Linked DNA regions of Homo sapiens: all the other regions are linked to region 3. Evidence: chromatin loops called from intact Hi-C (ENCODE). Cell type or tissue: PC-3. All regions are shown on one strand. Region 1 overlaps VPS13D (vacuolar protein sorting 13 homolog D). Region 2 holds the start of LINC02766 (long intergenic non-protein coding RNA 2766). Region 3 overlaps VPS13D (vacuolar protein sorting 13 homolog D).

Region 1 (8,000 bases), 120 kb after region 3:
CCTTAGCATTTGACAACCGGCTGTCATAGATTTCTCAACACAATCCCAATTATAAATATTCCAATCTGTAAATGCCGTAATTCACTTAAACTGGCTTGAAAATGCTGATGTTCCTTTAACACAAGCCTTGAAAATACCTGAAAGACTGAGAAAAGTCACACACAAAAATCTCTCTAAAACTCTGTATCTAAGAAATGCTATGTAATATTGGGATATGGAACTATACCCTATCACTTCTTTCTGTGACATGCAGAGAAGCTTTCATTGTCAGAAATCAACATTATCATAGTTAGGTGATATCTAATAAAAAGTCTAACTACAAAAGATGTATCTAATTTAATATTATAAAAAGAGTCTAGGGTACTCTGAACAATACAGACACTCAATCTTTGGAAAAAGGTGGGCTTCTTTCCCCCTTCACATCTTATATTGCCCTGGGAAACCCCTGATAAATCAATAAGTTGATAAGATCAACAGGCACAAAATCGTTCTTTTTGGAGATCCATGTGAGGCTACCTGGCAAGCCTGTCCCTGGCTTTTCAGTTTGGACTATGCTTTAAACTTTCCTGATAGGGAGTTGGTTATCTATCCTATTCTTCAAAATATTCAAGCAGGAGATTCCACAAATTCCCTTGTGGGAATATACGGCAAAAGTTCATGACCCTCAAGAATGATAAAGTCCTATCTTAGCCCACTCCCTCTATCCCTTCCCTAGGTGGATCAACAAAACTTAAATCACAGTCTTAGCCCTCAAAACATATGCCATGAGCTTTAGTGAATGCTCCTAGCATAACAGCTTATATGGGTAATCACTGCATATGTCTGATCGGTTTGCTCAACTGGCCTCTGCAAGAATTCTGTGGTTCTTAGTGCTAGCTGCTATAAAAGGAACAAGCTCCTCCCATCCCAATTTGTCCCAACTACAGCTTCCAGTCAACCTGTGGTAGCTTGCTTTGCAAAATACATCAAGGGCAAAACACTCCAGCAGAAAGCCAAACTCAGCATAAAGCAGCCTTTGCCTATTCAAAGGGTGGAGCAAACGAAAGTGAGAACAAGTTAAGATAACTATCCTGTGCTGCAAGATCAAATCAAGTTTCTTTCTTTTAAAAATCTTAATGTCAACTTTAAGAAGACAGTTCACATGTCAAGGGAGAATGAATACAAACCTATGATTAAAAATCCAAAGAGGAAACTATACTTGGAAGATTCTTTTATTAATAAATCCTCAGACATTTAAACATATCTTTGATTCTCCATGGGACTCAGGATAAATATGTAAATGATATCACATCAGTTTTTCCTTGCTCTAGGAAGGAACTATGACACTATGTGCATACTGTCCAATACGGTGCCAGTAGCCATATGTGGCTATTTAAAGCTAAATTCATTAAAATTAAATAAAAATTCAATTCCTCAGCCATACTTGCCTTACTTCTCACTAATGTGCTCTCCAGGGCTCAGCAGCCACATGTGGCTAGTGGCTACTACTAGATAGTGCAAAATAGAACATCTCCATCATCACAGAAAGTTCTACAGGACCATGCAGTCATAGATGGTGTTCCAATGTTCAAAACTAAACATTGCTTTGAGAGGCTGGGAAATTATATACTGAAAGGATGCGCTGCTACAATTTTCACCCTGATTCATATTTCAATCAAATTATCTTAACCCTTTAGAGAATCTTTTGAGCGTTCTCAAGTGGCTATGAGGCATATGGGTACAGTATCCTCCCCTCCCCTTTCCACCCTTCCCATCTCCATAAGCAAAGTGAGTCTGGAGATTGCTTTAATTACTACAACCACCAAGTGCATTTTATTTGTATCCCCCAATCCTGATCCTACTTCTGACCCAGACTTCCCCTTTGCATCTAGGCAGGTCACTTAACCTCTCTCCTTCAGTTTCAAGGAGAACAATGCTTCTTACCCTCTTAGGGCTTGCAAATTTTAATGAATGCGTGGGAATACTTGGAGGATGAAAGGCATGCTAAGTGTTCCTATTATTCCCCCGAAAAACAAGGATTCAAGCCAAACTGATACTTTCCTGACACAGGTGAGTCTGAAATTAAACAGAGCCACAGACCTCAAAAGGGCAGTGTTTAGGTGGCTCCTCAGATCCCCAGGAGAATAGATCTGTGTTGATATCACTGTAGCATTCAGAGAACAGATACCTGACCCAATGCCAAATAAGAAAATCAGTACTTGTAGTCAGGCCAAAATGCATGGCCAGGTCATTCCTCCAAGCCTGAGGTCATCGGCCAATGGTTCTGATTGTCCCGCTGCCCCAAATGTAACCCACCAATGTTATAGATCAGCCCTGGGCGGTTTCCTTGCTGGATGACTTTCAAAGCTCGGACACCACTACCACCATCCAGGGAGAAGCCCTGACACCAGCCCGGCATGCCTTCTGGATGAATCCCCCTTCCGATTCTCATCGTGCAGCTGTGGGGCAGAAAAGCAAAGATGTAGATATTCATCCACAAGAAAGTCTTATCTGCCTGTTCTAATTGGGAAACACTAATACAGTTATCACCCAAGTTCCATCTCTACCACTGACTCTCTTCCTCACTCTCATGTGATTCCCTAGCACAGTGACAAAATTCATCAGTGGTTAAAGCTGTATCTTAGAGGCAGCCACAGTACAACAGTGTGTGAAATTTACTGACATCTACAACTAAATGCTTTAGGAGAAAACATTAGGATTCTATGAATATAACACATGAGGAAAGTGGTGCAATTTCTAATATTCCCCTAAAAATAAAGAATTCAAGTCAAACTAATCCTTTCCTGACTCTGCTGTTTCAAGGGTTCATTTTAAAAAGCACAAGAAGCATATGTACAGAAGATACAGGTATGATGCATTACTTCTAAGGGCTGATACTTTTTTTTTTTTTTTTGAGGTGGAATCTTGCTCTGTCGCCCAGGCTGGAGTGCAATGGTACAGTCTAGGATCACTGCAACCTCCGCCTCCCAGGTTCAAGTGATTCTCCTGCCTCAGCCTCCCAAGTAGCTGGGACTACAGGCGAGCGCCACCACACCCGGCTAATTTTTGCATTTTTAGTAGAGAAGGGGTTTCACCACGTTGGCCAGGCTGGTCTCAAACCCCTGACCTTGGGATACGCCTCGGTCTCCCAAAGTGCTGGGATTACAGGCATGAGCCACCGTACCCAGCCGGCCTGATACTATTACAATAGCAAAGCACTGTTTAGTGGGCCAGTGTCCTGTCATGGATTTCGACAACATAATTCCTGAATGTGTGTTCCAGCTCTACCACTAACAAGCGATGTAAACTTGGGCAGGTAGCAATCTCTCTGAGCCTGTTTCCTCATCTTAAAATATAACAATATTTCCTGCCCTGCCTAAACCATTGGGATGGTGGGAAGAATCCAATGAGATGGTCTATGTGAAATGCTTTGGGAACTGTGGAATTCACAGATAAAACACACTGTGTGACACATGTCAAGTCCTAAATCTAAAACTGTCCAAATCATTTCAGGAGAAGAATGAGACTGGGCTGGCTGCACATGCCAAGAGGCTGGCTGCATCCCCTACAATATCCAGAACTCTCATCAATCCTCTTTCCATGCCTCAAACGGTAATCTACACTCCAACCTTCCCTTGTAAACACATCAGTACCCACTGAAGTGTGGTACCCCAGAAGACTTTCTGTTAAGCTGTCAGCACGATTCTACCGATAACACGGTATGGCATTTTAGCATTATTGGATACACCCATTTATCTTTGATTAGAGCTCTATTAAAAGACTCTTGTAAAAAGCAAAATGTCAAAACCAAGAACAAAAGTGAATTAATGCTCCTACCATACATTAAAAGCACATGTCATCTAATCCTCACAGTTGTTTTTTGTCCCTGCTTTTAAACATGCAATGAGTGCTCTGAGACCATAAAATGGCACATTTTACTTCAAAGGTAAAAGGGATGAATTTCCAAATGTGATACAAATCCTGGATTGGATTAATGAGGCTGACGGCTTCACCAAAGAACCAGCCTATGTCCATTCTGATGACAGCTCCTGTGCCTGTGCTCCAAGTTTACAGGGGAAGAAAAACTGCAGAGCAGAGAAGGAGAACTCGTGGCTTTCTCTTCGTTGGCAGAGTTATGAATAGGAAAACTACTTCAATGCATGTAAAATAAAACTAGCTTTCATTATAAACCAACCAAATGGTTTATTTTCAGTATCAAATAACATAGAAATTAGATCCCCAAAAATCCCATTAGGTCATGGTTCTATTCCCCTGCCAAGTCAGGATTGTTATCTACAGTATATTTCTACTTACACGGATATATTATAGCCTTTACTAATTTCTTCCCTTCCCTGGGAGCTTATTTCCCCTTCCCATAAATAACTGTACTCACAGGTTTGGCTGCTCTTTGTCAGCATAGCAGAATAAGAGAGGACTCAGGCTACGGGCCAGCTCATGCTCCTCAAACTGGCCTGCAGCATCTGTCTTGGCATTGTCCTGTCTGAAGATCAGTGGCAACCCTTTAGGAAGGAGAGAAAAGTTTACATCAATACCACCCAGTCTATCTGAAAGAGATGCAAATGGTGAATGAATAAAACCATCAAGCGGGAAAAGAGTGAAAACTGAATCTATTTAGTGGGCTCAGTTTCTTGCCTAAAAAGACAGTTTTGAGCATGATTAAGCATTTATGATGGAAGCAGGAATGTTTCAGCAGCTCAGACTGTTGAAGTAATCTATTTGCATTGGCTCCATTTAGTTAGCTAAGCAAATAAATCTGAATTCCCATGACTAACGCCAAAGACCTACTTGAGCAGCCCCTGTATGTACCTGTTTTGTTAATCAGCCAATATGGAGCAGAAATGAAGATCTTTAAGGATCCTTCTGCTCGACACACAATCCGGATGGTGAGGTTCAGCTGCCGACGGTTGACGTCATAGAGTCGCATTCTCACCATATAGTTTTGGGTTCCAGGTGGAATGAGCAATTCTTTACAGAGGGGGAAATTCTCCAGTGATACCCCTAAAGAAGATACAAACTATTAACTTTCAGAGTTCTCACTATTTGTCAAAATAGCTCACAGCAAAAGTAAATTGGATTCCTTTTGGAAAAACCAATAACTAAGTATCTAACTGCAAAAATCTTCATTAGAATGGCTCTTTCTCTCTAGCTAGGGTAGGGATCAATATAAGCAAACCAGAAGGCCTGGAATCACACTAGAGAGCCTAAATTGCATAATCATATGGGTTAGATATCCTAACCCATATGATTAGATATAAATTAGATATTTTGATATTCTAACCCTGGGTGACAGAGTGAGACTCCATCTCAAAAAAAAATTAAATTTTTAATCGACACATAATAATAACTGTACATATTTTGGGGGTACAGTGAGATGTCTCAATACATATACACATTGTGAAATGATCAAATTAGGGTATTTAGCATTTTCATCATCTCAAACATTCATCGTTTCTAATTAGAATACTAAAAATCCTCTCTTCTAGCTCTTATGAAATACACCATACAATATTGTTAACCATGATCACCATTCCTCTTTGTTTCAAGTGTTGCAAATATGACAATGATTCTCTACTTTGACTTCATTCACCCTGTTAAAGCAAACTAAATATGGCCTGAGGACTCCGTACTTCTATATGAATCTTTGTGGATGAACTGCCAGCTAACTTAATAGGTAGACAAGATTGAAGACCTGATTTAGGATTATGCACCTGTAACAACAGCTGAGTCTTGGCCAATCCCAGGGGCCACACTTCAACCCACTCATACACTGCTGAGTATTCCAACTGTGTTCAAATAAGGCAAACACCAACCTGTAACCAATCCAGCTGATTCTGTACTTCACCTCTGATTTCTGTACGTCACTTCCTTTTTGGCCTATACATTTGTTCTGACCACGAGGCATCCCTGGAGTCTCTCTGAATCTGCTGTGATTCTGGGGGCTGCCCAATTTGCAAATTGTTCATTGCTCAGTTAAACTCATTTAAATTTAATTTGGCTGAACTTTTCCTTTTAACAACCCTTACAACTGAAAATTACTTGATGCATTCCAAACCCCCATTTCTTCCCCAGTAAAATGGGGCAAATAACTATTTCTATAAGGATTACATGAGATTACAAGTGTGAAAAAGCCCAGGTATGCCTGGAATAGAGTGAGTGCTTAGCAAACGTTTATACTTTCAATAAAAAGAGAAGAGGCATAAGATTTTGCTTGGGAAAAGCATAGTTTAAAAAGATGAAATGACTTCCTACAATCATACATCATGTAGCAATGTAAGAAAAAAGGCTCTGTTGAGTGCCTCCTCTGTAAACCTTTCGGCTTGATAAGTTTTTTCTCATCCTTTTCTATAAGTTCTTTTTTTTTAAGAGACAGGGTCTTACTTTGTTGCTCAGGCTGGTGGGCAGTAGCGTGAACATAGCTCACTGAAGCCTCGAACTTCTAGACTCAAGTAATCTTCCCGCCTCAGCCTCCTGAGAAGCTGGGACTACAGGCATGTACTGCCGCCACCTCTAGCTAAAGGTTATTTTTTTTTAACTGCACTGATTCCTTTGAGCTGGCTTATTGAGATATTATATGTGCCCCAATTTCTCCAAGATGCTTACCAAATAAATAATCACAAAATACTCATTGATATTTTCATAGGATTATGACAAATGATCATCTGACTACATTCTTACCCAGCTCAATGTTCTGGGATGTATCAGCTGTATGGAGAGCTGCCTCCTTGCCAGGTTTCAGCGTCCCATTAATTGGCATTCCTTTAACATAAAAATCAAGTTCACAGGGTAGCAAGTTGCAGATTACCACAGTTGGCAGGAGATATATGGTATGCCCAGGCTGTCTGAAAATCTGTTTTGCACTGTCAGAAAATATGTTTGAGGGCATATAATCTGGATAATTCTCTTTCTTTATAGCCACACAAAACCTATGAAGATAAAATGGTGTAAAAATCATCAGACTTAATGAAGAACTTAAATTTTTTCTCCTTAGCTAAGTATGAGAAAGAATAACATTAAGATGGTTCAATGAGTAAAATTATTTGCAGTTTTCAATCCAAATACATTTATTAAGATATAAATGCACAATAATATGTATAGATTTTAAATGTTCAGTTTGATGAGCTCTGACAATTATACACACCTCTATAAACACCATCCAAAATAAATTATAGGCTATTTCCCTCACCCCAGAAAGTTCCCTCATGTCCTTTTCCAATCGATATTCTCCTCCATCATTCAGGCAACCCCTTTCTAACATTTATCACTATGGATTAGTTGTTTCTGTTATAGAACTGCATATATATAAGTGGAATCATGCAGTATGTACTACTCTTTATGTCTGGTTTTTTTTTTTTTTTTTTTTTTTTGAGATGCAGTCTCGCTCTGTCACCCAGGCTGGAGTGCAGTGGAGCGGTCTCGGCTCACTGCAAGCTCCACCTCCCGGGTTCATGCCATTCTTCAGCCTCAGCCTTCCGAGTAGCTGGGACTACAGGCGACCACCACCACGTCCAGCTAATTTTTTGTATTTTTAGTAGAGATGGGGTTTCACCATGTTAGCCGGGATGGTCTTGATCTCCTGACCTCGTGATCTGCCTGCCTTGGCCTCCCAAAATGCTGGGATTACACGCGTGAGCCACCGCACCCGGCCTATGTCTGGCTTCTAAAACTTAAAGTCTCAACAAGATTCAGCCATGTTGTTCTATACATCCTCTTTGATAATTTTTCACTTCCTAGTAGTATGCCATGGTTATGAATAAATTGCTGTTAATTTATTCATTATCCTCTTGATAGCCAATTGGTTTTTCCCAGTTTAGGGTTAAATGAACATTCTTGTACAAGTATTTTTTGGACATATATCTTCATTTCTTTTAGGTAAATACCCCAGAGTGGCCTTGCTGGGTCCTTTTTTTTTTTTTTTTTTTTTTTTTTTTTTTGAGACTGAGTTTCACTCTTATTGCCCAGGCTGGAGTGCAATAGTGCTATCTTGGCTCACTGCAACCTCT
Region 2 (8,000 bases), 51 kb before region 3:
TGGCCTCCTTGCTCCTCGGCTTGTAGACGGCCTATTGTGGAACTTCGCCTTCGTGTGAGTCAATACTGCTTAATAAATTCGCCTTCATATATACATCTATCCTATGAGTTGTGTCCCTCTAGAGAACCTTGACTAATACATTGTCTCAAAAAAAAAAAAAAATACAGGAAGCCAAAACTGACAGAACTCAAAGAAGAAATCAAGAACTCCACCATCATAACTGGAAATTCTGACACTCCTCTCAGAGGTATTGACAGAACAAGCATACGTAACAAATCAATAGCAATATAGAGGGTTTGCAACAGAGACTATGAGAAGAGAAGGCGGAGAGAGAAACTTCAATCTTTTGAGAAATTATATTTTTAAAGAGAGCCAGGCTGGGCGCAGTGGCTCACGCCTGTAATCCCAGCACTTTGGGAGGCCACGGCGGGCGGATCACCTGAGGTCAGGAGTTTAAACCGGCCTGACCAACATGGCAAAACCCTGTCTCTACTAAAAATAACAAAAGTTGGCTGGGCGTTGTGGTGTGTGCCTGTAATCCCAGCTACTGGGGAGGCTGAGGCAGGGGAATTGCTTGAACCTGGGGGGCGGAGGCTGCAGCGAGCTGAGATCGCGCTACTGTGCTCCAGCCTGGGAGACAGAGCAAGACTCAGTCTCAAAAAAATAAATAAGTGAAAATAATAAAAATAAAGACAGCAAAGAATTGAGCAGTGGCTGGATTGGGCTACAGGATCAAGGGTGGATAAGAGGCGAGAAGTAACAGTGTGTTTGTGTGCTGGTGGGGCTACCCAGGAGGGGTGGGTCCAGGAGGGATCCAGGAGTAGTGGGATCTGGTGATCGGGGACAGTGAGTGGACAGCTTTAGATACAGTGTCTTTCAGTAGGCAAGAGAGGATGGGATGCTGGGCCTAGGCAGGAGAGTCAGCCTGAAGGGGAGCTGTGTTCATGTGTCAGGGGGACAGAGCTGGAGAAGGGGACTCTTCCCCAAGGTGGTGACAGCCTGAGCCTCTGGGCCCTGCCCTGTGGCCAGGCCTCCAGAGAATGGGGCAGCTTGGGCAGGATTCTCCCCAGTCTCTGAGACTCCTGTGCCCCTGTTCTTCTCCAGGTCTTTGTCTCAAGATAATTCAAGTTAATCATGGGAAGCTATCCCATGATAAGAGGCTAGAACAAGAGTGCTGCTGTATAATTTTTCTATTTTTTTTTTTTTTAACATTTAGGGATTTGTTTCAGCCTTTAAAATAAGCAGATAAGGATTGAAAACACAGATAAGGATAAAAAAACAGATAAGAGGCTGAGCACGGTGGCTCATGCCTGTAATCCCAGCACTTTGGGAAGCCAAGGCAGGCAGATCACTTGAGGTCAGGAGTTCAAGACCAGCCTGGCCAACCTGGTGAAACCCTGTCTCCACTAAAAATACAAAAATTAGCCGGGTGTGGTGGCGCGACCCTATAGTTCCCAGCTACTTGGGAGGCTGAGGAGGAGAATCACTTGAACCCGGGAGACGGAGGCTGCAGTGAGCTGAGATTGCACCACACTGCACTCCAGCCTGGGGAACAGAGTGAGACTCCATCTCAATAAAACAAACAAACCAGAAAAGATTTTTAAAACATAGTTCACGGAAAAGGAAATGGCTCTTAAACATAATTTCCCACAAGAGAAGTAAGTATACATTCAAACTACGCTGAAATACCCATTTTCTCCAAATTGGCAAAGTTCAGAAAATTTGCTAACAGATTGCATTGGTAGGGGTGTGGGTAAGTGCACTCTCATTCATTGCCGGTGGCTGTGTAAATTGGTACAAACCTTATGGAAGGCAACTTAGCAATATTTATCAAAATTACAGGTGCACAAAGGATTGGGCAATTTCTCCTCTAGGACTTTTTAACTTATCAGAAAAATCAAGTATACACAAGGTGATTCGTGGCAGCCTTGTAACAGCAAGAAGATTGGGAAGGCTGGAAACAACTTAAGTGACTATGGGTGGGGGACTGGCGGAATAAATACGGTATTTCTATACAATGGAAATCATGTTGTAATCCAAGAAAACAGAAATGTTCTTTATGCGGCTGCTTACAACTCACCGATCCCAACCAGTTAACAGATTTCTTTGCTCCTTCTCCACTCCCACCGCTTCACTTGACAAGCCTTTAAAAATAAAAAATAAAAGAAAGGTCATGTGCTGATAAGGAATGATCTCCAAGACAAAGTGAAAAATGCAAGGAAGTACTAAGCTAGAATCTTTGTAAAAAATAAAAAGAGAGGCTGGGTGTGGTGGCTCACGCCTGTAATCCCAGCACTTTGGGAGGCCAAGGCGGGCAGATCATTTGAGGCCAGGAGTTCGGGACCAGCCTGGCCAACATAGTGAAACTCTGTCTCTACTAAAAATACAAAAAATAAAATTAGCCAGGCATGGTGGCACACACCTGTAATCCCAGCTACTTGGGGGGCTGAGCTAGGAGAATCGCTTGAACCCGGGAGGTGGAGGTTGCAGTGAGCCAAGATTGGGCCACTGCACTACAGTCTGGGTGACAGAGCAAGACTCCATCAAAAAAAAAGAAAAAAGAAAAGAAAAAAGAGGGGTGGAGAGTAAATATACAGGTATATATGTAATTGCCAACACACATACATATAATTTGACAAATTGTATTTTAAAGAAAGCAAAGAATTGAGCAGTGGCTGGATTGGGGTACAAGATCAAGGGTGGATTGAGAATTGAGATGAGAAAAATAACAGTGTGTTTGTGTGCTGGGTTGAGGGGCTGCCCAGGAAGGGTGGACCCAGGAAGGATGGGATCTGGCCTATTTTATATATATATAAATGTGTGTGTGTGTGTGTGTCTTCCTGGAAAAAAATACACAAGAAACCAGGGTGGGGAACTGGGTAGTTGAATGACAGAGTGGGCGGGAGGAGAGAGATAAGGCAAGCTAAGTAGAAACAAACACAGACGGTAAGAGATAGCATTTAACAAACAGCACTCCACACCGCCTACTTCCTGTTCCCTTCCCAATACTACTACCTCTCCTCTTCCAGATAGACGCGTTTCAGGAATTCCACCTATAAAGTCTGAAGGGCATTTAAACTCCACTCAGTAATTTGACCATCAACTAGGCTAAGTGGGCAAGAGGTGTGCTGGGGTGAGAGCCCCTGGGCACACGGGTATGTTTTTTCTGCTTGAGATGGAGATGGAATTACCAGCTCAGGAGACAGTTTACAACCAATGATGCCTCATTCCTGTTTTCAGTCTGTTGGCATTTTAAAAATATTATACATTTTTACTTTCAAACACTAAGAGCCACCGACACTGTCTTTGGTCATTTGTGAGAACGCTGTTGATATGATAACTAGATTAACAGAAAAAAGCTGAGGGTCAAATGTGAGCTGATGAAAAGTTGACAGGATGTCTCCCTTCCCCTAATACCTCCGCTTTTATTAACATCATGGATGTCATCTTCTTTTTTTTTTTTTTTGAGACGGAGTCTCGCTCTGTCACCCAGGCTGCAGTCCAGTGGAGCAGTCTCGGCTCACTACAACCTCCGCCTCCCAGGTTCAAGCCATTCTCCTGCCTCAGCCTCCCAGGTAGCTGGGATTATAAGTGTGAGCCACCACGCCTGGCTAATTTTTGTATTTTGAGTAGAGACGGAGTTTCACCATGTTGGCCAGGCTGATCTTGAACTCCTGACCTCGTGGTCCACCCAAAGTGATCACTCCTGACCTTGCCCTCTCAAAATGCTGGGATTACAGGCGTGAGTCACCGCGCCCAGCAGATGTCATTTTCTAAAATAAGACAATGGTTGAAGTGTGTGGCCGCTAACTCCTGTGCTGAGCGCACTGGGATGGACCGGTGGGGGAAGCCTTTGCTCAGCCCTGGACCACCAAGGTCTCTGCCGGGCTGCTCTCCCCTCGGCCTGCTTGCGTGTGCAAGTCCACGGGCACACGTCCTGCCTTCATGTCTTGGACTTTAAACACCCTGGGCAGCTGGCCAGGCCTTGGTTTTGTTTGCAGAGTTGCCTAATCTAATATTGGTATTTAGCAAACAAAGCCCAAACAAGGGAGAAGTAGGCCCCTCTTGCCTCTTCTGAGCTTCCAGGGCTCTCCAGTGGACCCAAGAAGCACCGTGAGATGCCCCACAGTTTCATGGCCAAATAAAGAAACTTGAGTCAACCTTCTCTGTGGTTAACAGGGAATCCTCAGAGCGGGTGTTTTGGGTCCAGGCCACCCCATGCAAGGAATCCTGCTAGGAGAAAATGGGTCACTCCTAGTGGGGCTGGCCTGGGGCAGACTGTGGGGTGAAGAGGGCTGGCCATGTGCCCCTGACGCCCCTTCCTCAGATGCCCGCTGCTCCCCCGCATCGTAGAGCCCGTGGGTCTTGCATTCTTGCGGCGGCAGCTCCCCCGTCTTCTCACAGCTCCTGGCTCCCTCCTGTCATCCAGATGTGTGTTCCACGGAGCTCTAAAATTAAACAGATGCATCTGATAGCGACCTGCCCTTCACCCAGCAAGACACTCCCGAAGCACCAAAGCCCGTAGGTGGGCATCATCATGGTGGCCATTTGGGCCATGGTTGGAGATCCTGGAGGGCCTGGAGCAGAGGGGCCTTCCCTTCCCACAGGGCTCCGACCAAACCCGCGTCCCCTGGCATGGCTGGTTCAGTTCCAACCCTTGTGCCCTTTGAGATCACCTCCAGCCCGCGCTGGAAAGTCCACTCACCCGCCCTCCTGAGGAGCTCATGCGTATCCCAGGCTGCCACAGATGGTGACGCTGGGGAAGAAAGGCAGGTCATGGGCTTGGGCCACAGCTGCTTCTCGTGGACTGGACGGAGCAGGTGACGTGTCGGCCAGGAAGGAGGAAGGAGGCCCTCTCGGCCACGGACAGGCTCCAGGCTCCTCACATCAGGACCCAGGCCCTGCCCTCCCCGAGGGCCCAGGATCCAGACGCTTCCAAAAGTGCTCTCCTTGCATTTCCTGACCCGCCTCTACCGTGCTGTCCAATCTGACAGCCACCAGCTACAGCGGCGATGGAGGCGATGGAAATGCGCCTATTTGGAGTTGAGCTGTTCTGTAAGTGTGAAACAGGCACCACATTTCAAAGATTTAGTGCAAAATCACAACATAAAGCATCTCATTAACAATGTTTTCTAATGATTATACATTACATGATAATGTCTTGGACATATTGTCTTTAATTATTAAAATTAACTTTCCATTTCTTTTTCCTTCTTAAAAAATGGGTCACCTAGAAAATTTTATTTTTATTTCTTTTTATATTTATTTATTTATTTATTTATTATTTTTTGAGATGGAGTTTCACTCTGTCACCCAGGCTAGAGTGCAATGGCGCAATCTCGGCTCACTGCAACCTCCGCCTCCCAGGTTCAAGCAATTCTCCTGCCTCAGCCTCCCGAGTAGCTGGGATTACAGGTGTGTGCCACCACACCTGACTAATTTTTCTATTTTTAGTAGAGACGGGGTTTCACCATGTTGGTGAGGCTGGTCTCAAACTCCTGACCTCATGATCTGCCAGCCTCAGCCTCCCAAAGTGCTGGGGTTACAGGCGTGAGCCACCATGCCCAGCCTATTTATTTTTATTTTTTAGTGACAGGGTCTTGCTCTGTTGCCGAGGCTGGAGTGCAGTGGTTCGATCTCAGCTCACTGCAGCCTCTACCTCCTGGGCTCAAGAAGCCTCAGCCTCCCTAGTAGCTGGGACTACAGACATGTGCCACGATGCCCAGCTCATTTTTTTTTTTTAATTTTTAAAATAGAGACAAGTTCTCACTATGTTTCCCCAGCTGGTCTTGAACTCCTGAGCTCAAGCAATCCTCCCGCCTCAGCCTCCCAAAGTACTGGGATTATAGGTGTCAGCCACTGCTCCCAGCCTAGACAATTTTAAATTACATGTGTGACTTGCATTGTTTCTTTGTTTTTCTTTTTGGATACAGAGTCTTGCTCTGTTGCCCCGGCTGGAGTGCAGTGGCACCATCTCACTCACTGCAACGTCCTGGGATTACAGGCATGCATCGCCATGCCCAGCTCATTTTTATATTTTTAGTAAAGATAGAGATGGTGTTTCGCCATGTTGGCCAGGCTGATCTCAAACTCCTGGCCTCAAGGGATCCGCCTGCCTCGGCCTCCCAAAGTGCTGGGATTCCAGGAGCCCGGGTGACTTGCATTATTTCTATGGGACAGCGCTGGTCCACTTGGTAACGGTGGAAGCCATATTTCTCAGAATCCACTTCCTGTAGGTCTCAGGGCAGAGTTGTCAAGAGGGAAGGCACCCGTGATTTGAGAGGCAAAGGTGAGGCTGGCCTTGCTGACCAACACTGACCCCAGGCCGACCCCAGGCCCACCCCAGACCCACCCCAGACCCTTTGCTGCAAACTCACAGAAGACACCTCCCAAAGACGCCCACCCCAGCCCCCTCGGCAGTCCTCCTTGCCCTCCACCCCCGCCACAGCTGGGTGAGGCCTGACTCCTAGAATACATCCTTTATTCCACGACAGACCTCATGGTTCTGGCTCCCTGTTGAACCCCGTCTGATCCCCACCTCTCCTGGGCCTCTGGAGGCCGCATCCAACACAGCTGAGAAGGTGAAGGTTAAGGTCTCAAAATACAGCCGGCCGCAGCTCAACAGCAAGAGGCCTCCTGCCCAGGCCTCTAGGGTTCCATTTCCTCTCCTTCTGCCCACCACCCCTGGCTATTCTCTCTCCCCTTCACTACCCACTTCCCCTCCTCTCCTCCCTGTCTGCTGGCTCCTTCCTTCCAGTCCACAAGCAGCTCAACTCCCTGCTGCTTTTAAAACACCAACATGGCAAAAACCAAAACCACCCTCCCTCCCACAGTCAAATTTTAAAGATACATCTACACTCCCTTCTTCACCTTTGGATCCTATTTCAACACCAGGGACTGGCTTCTGGCCCACATCCCAGAGCCGCCAGGGACAAGGCCACCAGTGGCCTCATTTCCCAATCCCCGGCCTCTTTTCAGTCTTGCTCCACATGACCTCAGAGCAGAGGTGGTCACTAGTCCCTCCTCCTCTGCCCTTTTCCCCATGACACCCCCTTTGTCATCCCCATCACTGACCCTTCCTGGATCCTCCTCCCCTGGCAGTTCTTACGTTGACATTTCCCAGGGTGCTGGCCTTAGACCCCTCATTTTATGCCCCCTCTGGGTAAGGCATTCACGCCAGGACTTATTTAAACTACTGTCTCCCCCGTCTCTACTAAAAACACAAAAATTAGCCAGGCGTGGTGGCACATTTCTGTAGTCGCAGCTACTCAGGAGGCTGAGGCAGGAGAATCGCTTGAACCTGGGAGGCAGAAGTTGCAGTGAGCTGAGATCGCAGCACTGCACTCCAGACTGGGCAGCAGAGTGAGACTCTGTCTCCAAAAAATAAACAAACAAACAAACTAACAAACTACTGTCTCCAAAAGAATGACTCCCCCATCTCTACCTTTCTAATGCTGCTAACTGGATGCTCTGCAGGGCCCCATGTTCAATGTGTCCAAAGTGAAACCCGTCACCTAAGATGGCCTCCCAGTTCTCTTTTTTTTTTTTTTTGAGATGGAGTCTCATTCTGTTGCCCAGGCTGGAGTGCAGTGGCGCGATCACGGCTCACTGCAACCTCTGCCTCCCAGGTTCAAGTGATTCTCTTGCTCAGCCTCCTGAGTAGCTGGGACTACAGGCGCCTGCCACCATGTCCAGCTAATTTTTTGTATTTTTAGTAGAGACGGGGTTTCACCGTGTTAGCCAGGATGGTCTTGGTCTCCTGACCTTGTGATCCACCTGCCTCGGCCTCCCAAAGTGCTGGGATTACAGGCGTGAGCCACCGTGCCCGGCTATCTCCCAGTTCTCTATCTCAGGGAGCAGCCAAGGCCGGAGGCACCTTTACTCATTTAGGTCACTGGCTTCCTGTTCTCAAAGAGAAAATCTCTCTCTGCTCACTCCCATTCATGCCTCTTCACACCACTAACTCTTTTTTTAAAGCTTAGCTTGGCCATTACCCTCCT
Region 3 (8,000 bases):
GGGAAAGAGGCTAGGCCCTTTCAGGTCAGGGAAGGGGTTGGGCACGGAGGGGAAAGACCCATCTGGTGACAGCTACGGCTCACACTACACTATGTGCCTTTTCTACTTGGCCCCGTTGGGTACTGGGATGCAGACTTGCAAGCAGGACAAACTGATCAGCAGCAGGCCCTGGGCCCCTGCCTGGGCCTCCCCGTGCCTCTGGGAAAAGCAGGTGCAGCCAGGAGTCGGCCAATGCAGAGGCAACAGCACCACTTCCTGTCATGCTTCTCTGAGCAACACAAAGCCTGTGCTCTAGACTTTCCTCCAACTGAGGGTTTGTTTCTCCCTCTGGACCTGGGGGCAAAAGGCAGACAGAGAGGGCAGGTGCCTGTGTCTTCCAAAGACCAAGTTCCTTGGGGTGGAGAGAAGCAAGCAGGCCTAGGGCAAACTTGAAGTTGACAAAGGAGAGTGAGTCACACAGAAGGCAGGAAATGAGTCTTCAGTTACTGCTCTTCATTGCTCCCTTTCCAAAGGATTGCTCAGATCCAAGAAGCTGAGACCAGACTTCCTTCTGCATGTTACATAAAGCACTGGGAACCTTCTAGTTAGTGCCCTCTTTGTCTTGAGATTTTTGCAGATAAGAATTTCCATAAATCCCAGTTAGTCAATCATCTGGCTACCTCATGGCATTTTTAGGTATGGTTAAACAGAACCAGAAAATTTCAAAAGAGCAGCAGAATTCCTTTATACAATTTAACCTTAAATACATGATGAGGAGAACCCTCAAACAGGTACTCCATTAAAAGTCAGCCAGTACCAACGTTTGCTGAACTTCAGGATTAGCAATCATGTAATGGAGTCCAGATCGTAAGTTAGCTCCATCCTGGGACTCACTACCAGAGCCAATTTCTAGGTTTTTAAAGCACTTTGACCATGGAATCATAACACAATCCAACAATCTCTGGGTTGGCCAGCCATTTAGTCTCTTCTCCTACCTCTAGAAAGCTTCTGTCCAGGATCCGTGGCACCCAAACAGAAGCTCTCCCTGGCCTCCAAAAGGAGATGGCTATGACATACTGAGCACATGCACCTGGGACAGTCTACTGCGGAGGCTTCTTGTACTGTGTACCAGCTGGAGTTCCCAGGTTACCGCCTGGTGAAGATGGTCTTGGCAGCATGGCAGAGCAAAGATGGGTTGCAGCAGAGAAGTGTCACTGCTATTCTGTGACAAACTGGCACACTGTGAACTTGGAAGGCTGCAGTAGTTCATTATTTCAGGAGTGGAATGGGGTACACAGGGATGGACCAGGGACAGCACAGCTCCTGGGCACAAAGCTTAGTGACCTGCTTCTCTAGGCACTGGCACTAAAAGGCCAGGGTCTCTCCATGCTCAGGCCCACTGCTGTTTGGCCCAAAGAGGCCCTTGAACATGAGCCCTTCCAAGCTTCCCAGCTATAGTATATCCCTCACACTGTCTCTGTGTTAAGCTGGTGGGCTGAGGGAATTCAATACATACCCTTCATTCGCATTGTGGGGTCCAAATTTTATAGTACCTCCTCTCCAAGTGAACCAGGGTCTTTGCACAAATCTTCTGGGCTATAGGCAGATATTAAGCTCCTACCCTTCATATCCAAGAATCGAAAGGAAGTAGACCTAACACTTGGTCAGATGCTTTGGATTGAAATCATGAGGTCTTTCGATGTGAGGGACCGAGAGATGGCCCAGAAGCAGCACAGAGATTAGGAGCATGTACTCTGTGTTCAGTTGGCCAGGGTCCACATTCTGGTTCCCTTCCTTACTACCTCTGAGATCTTAGACAAGTTACGTATCCCCTGTGTGCCTCAACTTTCCCATCTGTACAATGGGGAAAGTATAGCACCCACCTCATAGGGTGGTTGTGAAGACTGAATACTAATGACAGCGATACCATGCAAGCTAGTCAATGTTTTGGATCAATTTCTGCAGCACTGTCATCCCGAGCAGGTGTCTGCCTAAGAGGCATTGTCCATTGCAGACAAGCAGCAATCTGGAAGTGACAGACACAGATTTCTTCCTGGACACCATGGACAAAGCACAGGCAGGTCCCGAGTTTGGCCAAAGAACGTGACTGGCTGATGGACAGGACTAAACTACCCCTTCGCCCACTTTCTTCCTTTTGTCCTTTGAACACAGGCAGCCCTTTCTTTCTGACTATACTTATGCTAAATCCTTGTTTGTCTGCCCATTTCCTCAATGCAGTGCCCACTGTAAGAACCCAGGCCACTCCAGGCCTTGCTGTGACAATGTGCCTATTTCTACATGCCCTCCCTATTGAATGGACAGAGTTCCCATGGGGCCACCGGCCTCGGACAGTGAGAACTCTGGGCTCACAGGCCACTCCGTGGGGCGGCCTTCCACCTGCTCTGTTTTAGCACCTGGGCGTAGCTGTGGAAGGCCAGAAAGCAAGGCTATTAACAGCTTTCGAGGTGATGGGGAAGGAAAACGGCATCATCCCAAGCTTGACAAGAGCACTCCACGGCCGGCATCTGACCCACCTCTGCCACCGATGCGGCCTCCTTGGAGACAGGCAGGTTTCCTGTGGTGTCAGCCCTGTTTCCTCCAGCAACATTATACCACAAACAGAGAGCTACTCTGAAGAAAGCACTAAGGTGTCCCGTTTCTGGCCGGGGGGAGGGAGGCAGACTGCTTTGCTTCTCCAGAGAGAAACATCACCGTGCCTTGACCCTCTCTAGACAGCGTTTCTTCCTCTCCCCAGTCCTGAAAAGCTGTTTGAAGAAAAGAAACGTGCAGGCTTTCCTTTATGACCTCAGATGGGCAAGTTCTGAATGGCAGCTGGTTCTATTACATGCAGTGTGAGAGGGTTAAACAGGACAGCCTCGACTCTTTATAAACTTTTGCCCTGTGGATATGCACTCATTGGCGGCAGTACAAGACTCGAGCTGTATTACACGCCTTAATGATATGGTTCAACTGTCGGTCAGGCTTGGGCCTGGCATTGGGCCAGACCGCAATCAATGGGACACAGAACCTCCCCCTTTCAGATCATCACGAAGGCTCATATTATCTCCTTTTCGTCGTGCTGGTTAAATTTATGGAGCAGAACCCTGAAGCCGCATTCCTCGGCCTGGGCCGGCCCACGCGGCACTCCCTCCCTTTGTTCGGTACTGTAAGCCAGCCGTGCTTCGGAGGACTACAGGGTTGTTAGTTCAGGCACTGACTGTTTGCTCATGACTGAAGTGAAAAGAGTTCAGGGGAAGGGCAAAAGGACAGCCCAAGTGTAAAACCCCATCCCAGCAGGCCCTGGGCCCCTATATATAGGCCCCGAGCTGCTCCTGAATGTCACATTTCACTTTGTTCTCACAAAAGCAAAATCTTCAGTCTGATCCCTGACGAACCTTCCATAAAACAGCTGCTGAGTCCTCCTACAGTGCACCCCCACTTGAACTCCTGGATTTTCTGGGGTGCCATGGGAGGCAAGATTGCCCTTAATACAACCACACTAAAAAGGAGACAGATCTCTATAGCTATCTGCTAGTCCTTCCAGGTTCCACAGGAGATGGGAATGCCAACCCTGGTTACTAGCTGGTCTTATTTTTAATGTAGAAAAAAAAAATTTATTTTTCGGTCTTTGGCTATAAGGGAGGGATACGTGAGTGCTGTATGTGAATGCATGTGTGTGTGCACAGGAGGGAAGTGTTTATAGGGGATTTAGTCTTATGGAATCAAATAGGAGAAGGTCCCAAGCATTAGACCTGCCGAATCTATCCATGTGTTCTCATTAATGCTCTGATTAGCATCCAAAGTGTTAAACAAGCAGCTCACATGGGCAGGACTTCATTTTAGTTTTAGAGTTTAGCCCAAGAGGAGGGCTTTCCTGGAATGTTCTAGAGTGGCACATTTACAACTCACTACAGAGGACGCCACTGGAGGGCTGGAAAGGCAGGTCATCGCGGAGGTGAATCCAGGCTCTCCAAGTGATTAACTGTGAGTCTATGGTTTGTCACATCGAGCTGTTGTGTATTAGTGGGTCCACCTGTAAAATGAGGCTACTGGGTTGAATTTTGGAAGTCTGAAATGATTACTAGAACTCTTCTAACGAAGGCCCAAGCAAAATAGAGAAAGAAAGAGTAGGAGGAACATAGAGAAAAAATCCAAAACCAAAAACAAACCAAAGGTATAAGAGGAGCAGGTGGGAAAAATGGCCTCTGAGGGGTGAGCCACTGCTGACTTGATACGTGTTTTTCTGGTCAGTTTTGTCTTCACCCATCTTGATACTAAGAGTTGGGCCCAAGCTTGTTAAAAATAAAAACAGAAATCCCATACTAGCAACTACATGCCCACTGGCACTTTCCAATTCCGGGCAGAAGCAGACTTCTTTGATGGGGTTCAGTGAAGCCAGTGGTCTGTTTCAAATCAGACCCTAGTTCTATCTGCAGGTGAAAAGTCACGCTTCCTCCTTCGAAGTTAAGCTATGTATTTCTGAACAGAAACTGTAAATATACTCTCGGATTTTCCTCACAAGGTTTCCTTGTCTACTGTGTTTGGAGCTGGTAAGTGAATTTGCCATTCCGAATCTTAATTTAAAGCCCCTTTTGGTGGTGGAGGCAGGGTAGAGAGGAGGTGCCACGGATCACAGAAAACCATCTCTTGTTATATCCCTCTTGTCTATGCTTTTGTATACTATTTGTTCTGGTTTGTTTAAAATATAGTGTTATAGAGAACCACTTAAGCTGGGAAATAAAAGGCAACAAAGAGGTAGGCTAAATTTAGGAAATTTTCAAGAAAAATGTGTAATCCAGTCAATCTGTCTCCAGTTATTCATATACATGTTCAGGGTTCAATTAAGTCTTTAGTCATAATATGCCACATCTCCCAGGACAATCTACAAAGCACTTGCACTCACATGATCACGCAGGTTACATTAATACACGTAAATGAATCCAGTCTCCATTAGGCGTTGAGTGTGTAACACGAGGACTCCTGAAGGCCTACTTTGGCCCATCATGAGCCCAGATGCATCAGGAGTCTCTGATATATTAAAATTTGGAAAGCTGGACCTACCCCTGAGAATGAGACTTTAATATGGGCCAAGACAGACTGAGAACTTATAAACTCAATGCCCCTGCTTCCTGTTGACTTTTTCTATCTCAGGATCACTTTTATGACAATATTCCAGGAACATGCAATTCTAAGTAAATAAACTGGCCAAACTCTGAAAATGCAGGAACACAAGTTGCTTACAAATGAGATGTAGAAACCAGGACAAAGAGAGCTGCCATAGCAGACTCACTGGTGTGCACGCTTCTCTCTTGTACATTCTGTGGTTTGCCTGTTCCACGAGCTATGTGACACTGCTATTTACTCTAGCACTGTGGCCAAGGCTAAGAAGTACTCATCTAATATGGGTTTGGGAACTAAAAGGAAATATGTTTTGGAATTTACTTTTTCACACCCACACACCATTCTTGTACAAAATGCCTCTGTCAAGGTGTTTTTTTGTTTTTTGTTTTTTTTTTTTTAAACATTGATTTCTTGGCCATCAGCTAAAAGAAACTAAACATTCAAGTACCTCCACGATGACTGAGCATGCGGGAAGTGGTTTATTTACAACAGGTTCCCTGGACATTTTATTTGATGTATGCTGTCCTGACAGACTCCACCCATGTGATCAAGCCTGCTATGTATGTCTGGGGCCACTTTGTAGTTTTCCCAAAGGTGAAATCAGAGGGAGGGCTGAAGTGGTGACAAGGCCAAATTGGCTACAGACTCAATCCCTTGCGGGGATGAGATGTAACTCACTTAAATGGTGCTAAGTCCAGCTGGGGATTAGGCTAGGGCCACAACCTGCCAAAGAATACTTTAGGTACACTACAGCTGCAGATTAACCTAGTGCTTTTTTATTTTTAGAATCCATTATCGGGCTGCCATATATTCTGCATGGGCTTTTTCTTCATTCTAATATCCAGCTTCCTCCCTGATGGCAGAGCCAGCCCTAGGAAGGGAGCTTCCTCTGTGCCACTCCTCCAGGAAGTTACACAACTAGTTATTCACCTCAGCCATGCAGACATGACCAGGGCAAGGATGACCCTCTCCCCCTTTGTATGGGGGAGAATGACCTGAGATGGGGATATAAAGCTGTCTGCACAAGGTCACAAAGCACAGTAGCATCAGAGCTGGAGTCAGGGCTCTGCTCTTGTGATTTGCAATCCTGTTCTCTTGCCAAGGGGCCAAGCTGCTTCCAGTACCCAAAGGGAACATCCAATAGCTTATTTTGATCACAGAGAGTTGAGTCAAGAAGGAACTGATCCTATGCTGACAAACTGAATGAATGTGAACTGCTGCCACTTCCGCACAATACATCAGGACGAGGCTCCATGCTACTCTGTCAGCTCCACCACTGCCTTTGGGAAAAAGAATAAAATCCCATGAATCTCTCTAAAACTTAAAAAAAAAAAATCTGCATTAGTATATTGGGCTTTAATAGGGTTTTTAAAAAATCTGTCACTACAGTGCGTTGTACTTATCATATGTTCTAAGAAGAGCCCAAGTCGCAAATGAATTGCCTGTGGCCTGAATGCTATTCCCCCAAGAGCTACCTCCCTTGCCTAAAGGATACCCAGAATTTCCTAGGAGGCTCAAAAGGCAACAGTTAAATTTCGGGAATTAGGACAAATGGGAGGATGAAGTTTGAAATGAATTACAAAGGGAACATTTATAATCTAGAAAATGTTCATTTTCAAAGGCTCAAGGCATTACGATAATCCACAGTTATCGATCTTGTATTTTCATTATGCAGAAATCGTGAAATAAAAGGTGCATGATGAAAGCAGTGTTTGAAAGGGCCCATCAGACTTAGCTAGAAATGAAAGAAATAGTTTTTCCTCTTAAACGCTTAGCCCTGAACTTTTTTTTTTTTAACAGACCTAGGGGACCCCGACCTACATAATAATATTGTTGTGAGATTGTCCTGGTGGGAGTCAGACAGATCAGCCCTCGACAGTTCCAAGAGCCCCACTGAAAAGGAATCTGATTCTACAATTTAAAACCCTTAAATAATACTGAACAGTGGACTGTCATGCGTCTGGAAAATATAACCATTTTTGAAGAATGCTTTCCAAACCACGTAATGCTTTTAAAGCTGTTTATCAAAAGAGCTGGATGAGCCACGGTGGCCTGAAACAGTTTATCAGCTGTTACAGGGTCGCATGCCCCATCCTAATTTCCTTAAGCACTCCATCATTCTCGGTTGTCCTAGTCTCGGCAGACAACAGATGCCAATGTTTGGAGACATTTGCTACATAACTTTTACCCGACAAACCTGGCTCCAGGACAGATTTCCATGTCATGTGGGGCTTTTGGCTGAACTCTGCTCGAACCCAGAGGCATATCATTTACAGCAGACACTAACAATAGTTTGGGGTCACCTGCTCTTCACAAGTGGGTTCAGAGCAAGTTCGTGGCCTCTGCACACCTTTTCCAGTGCGGTTCCCACACACAAAGGCTCAGAGCCCAGGAGAGTCCCTCCACCCAGCAACTCAACCAGGTTTGGTGGCCTGAGTTCAACTGTTCATTTTGTGTGAAGAAAGAGAATGGGAAGGACAAAAGCCCAGCCAAGCACATGAACTCCTAGTCCTCACACTCTAGCAGGTGGTCAGCAAGAATTCGGGGACAGGGTTGAATTTAAGTAAGAGCTAGGGACACAATCCCTGTTTCACCTTCACACAACATTCCAACATTCAGGGGAGAATATTCACACTGACACCATTTCTTGAGCCCTACCTGCATGCCACATGCCAGGCTGAGTGCTTTATATACATGATATAATTTAATCCACGTAACCACCCACCGAGGTAGGCATATGACTCAAAGGAATCTCATCTCAGAGAGATTAAGAGGGGAAAAACTTGTTCCAGGTCACAGCCAAGCAGCAGCCCAATGACTCAAACCCAGGGCCAACCGACTCCCCAGTAGGCCTGTTTACCCTCGCACTGCAGATGCCGGAAGCAGCCAGTGCTGCGGAA

Evidence for each region. A loop is a pair of places that touch in the nucleus more often than their neighbours do. Peaks named below come from ENCODE experiments on the same cell type or tissue, not always from the same donor. Only the 100,000 strongest peaks of a DNase experiment are listed, where the experiment ranks them.
Region 1: it touches region 3 in a loop (3-fold over the local background); 3 of 110 quality-filtered maps call a loop at or near these places.
Region 2: it touches region 3 in a loop (5-fold over the local background); 13 of 110 quality-filtered maps call a loop at or near these places.

The regions. Positions count from the first base shown.
Region 1 is chr1:12,352,897-12,360,896 of GRCh38, reverse strand. VPS13D (vacuolar protein sorting 13 homolog D) reads right to left here. Exons shown (of 70, transcript NM_015378.4): 47 at 6,676-6,923; 48 at 4,807-4,998; 49 at 4,373-4,499; 50 at 2,296-2,438. It overlaps LOC124903845 (a long non-coding RNA gene), which reads left to right. Exons shown (of 2, transcript XR_007065468.1): 2 at 3,493-4,173. Among named protein-coding and RNA genes, the nearest start is that of VPS13D, 130 kb to the right of the region's middle. RefSeq lists an enhancer at 2,059-2,560. In PC-3, no CTCF peak of the experiment used is centred here; DNase peaks (open chromatin) are centred at 4,426 and 4,736; H3K4me3 peaks cover 1,342 bases; H3K27ac peaks cover 2,447 bases.
Region 2 is chr1:12,524,498-12,532,497 of GRCh38, reverse strand. LINC02766 (long intergenic non-protein coding RNA 2766) reads right to left here and starts at 6,945. Exons shown (of 3, transcript NR_187319.1): 1 at 6,871-6,945; 2 at 4,706-5,053; 3 at 3,406-4,448. In PC-3, no CTCF peak of the experiment used is centred here; a DNase peak (open chromatin) is centred at 4,027; H3K27ac peaks cover 1,347 bases.
Region 3 is chr1:12,473,387-12,481,386 of GRCh38, reverse strand. All of the region lies in intron 67 of VPS13D (vacuolar protein sorting 13 homolog D), which reads right to left. Among named protein-coding and RNA genes, the nearest start is that of SNORA59A, 30 kb to the left of the region's middle. RefSeq lists enhancers at 1-193, 1,926-2,782, 2,783-3,640 and silencers at 2,999-3,293, 7,199-7,493. In PC-3, no CTCF peak of the experiment used is centred here; DNase peaks (open chromatin) are centred at 446, 3,006, 5,306 and 5,646; H3K4me3 peaks cover 1,276 bases; H3K27ac peaks cover 6,735 bases.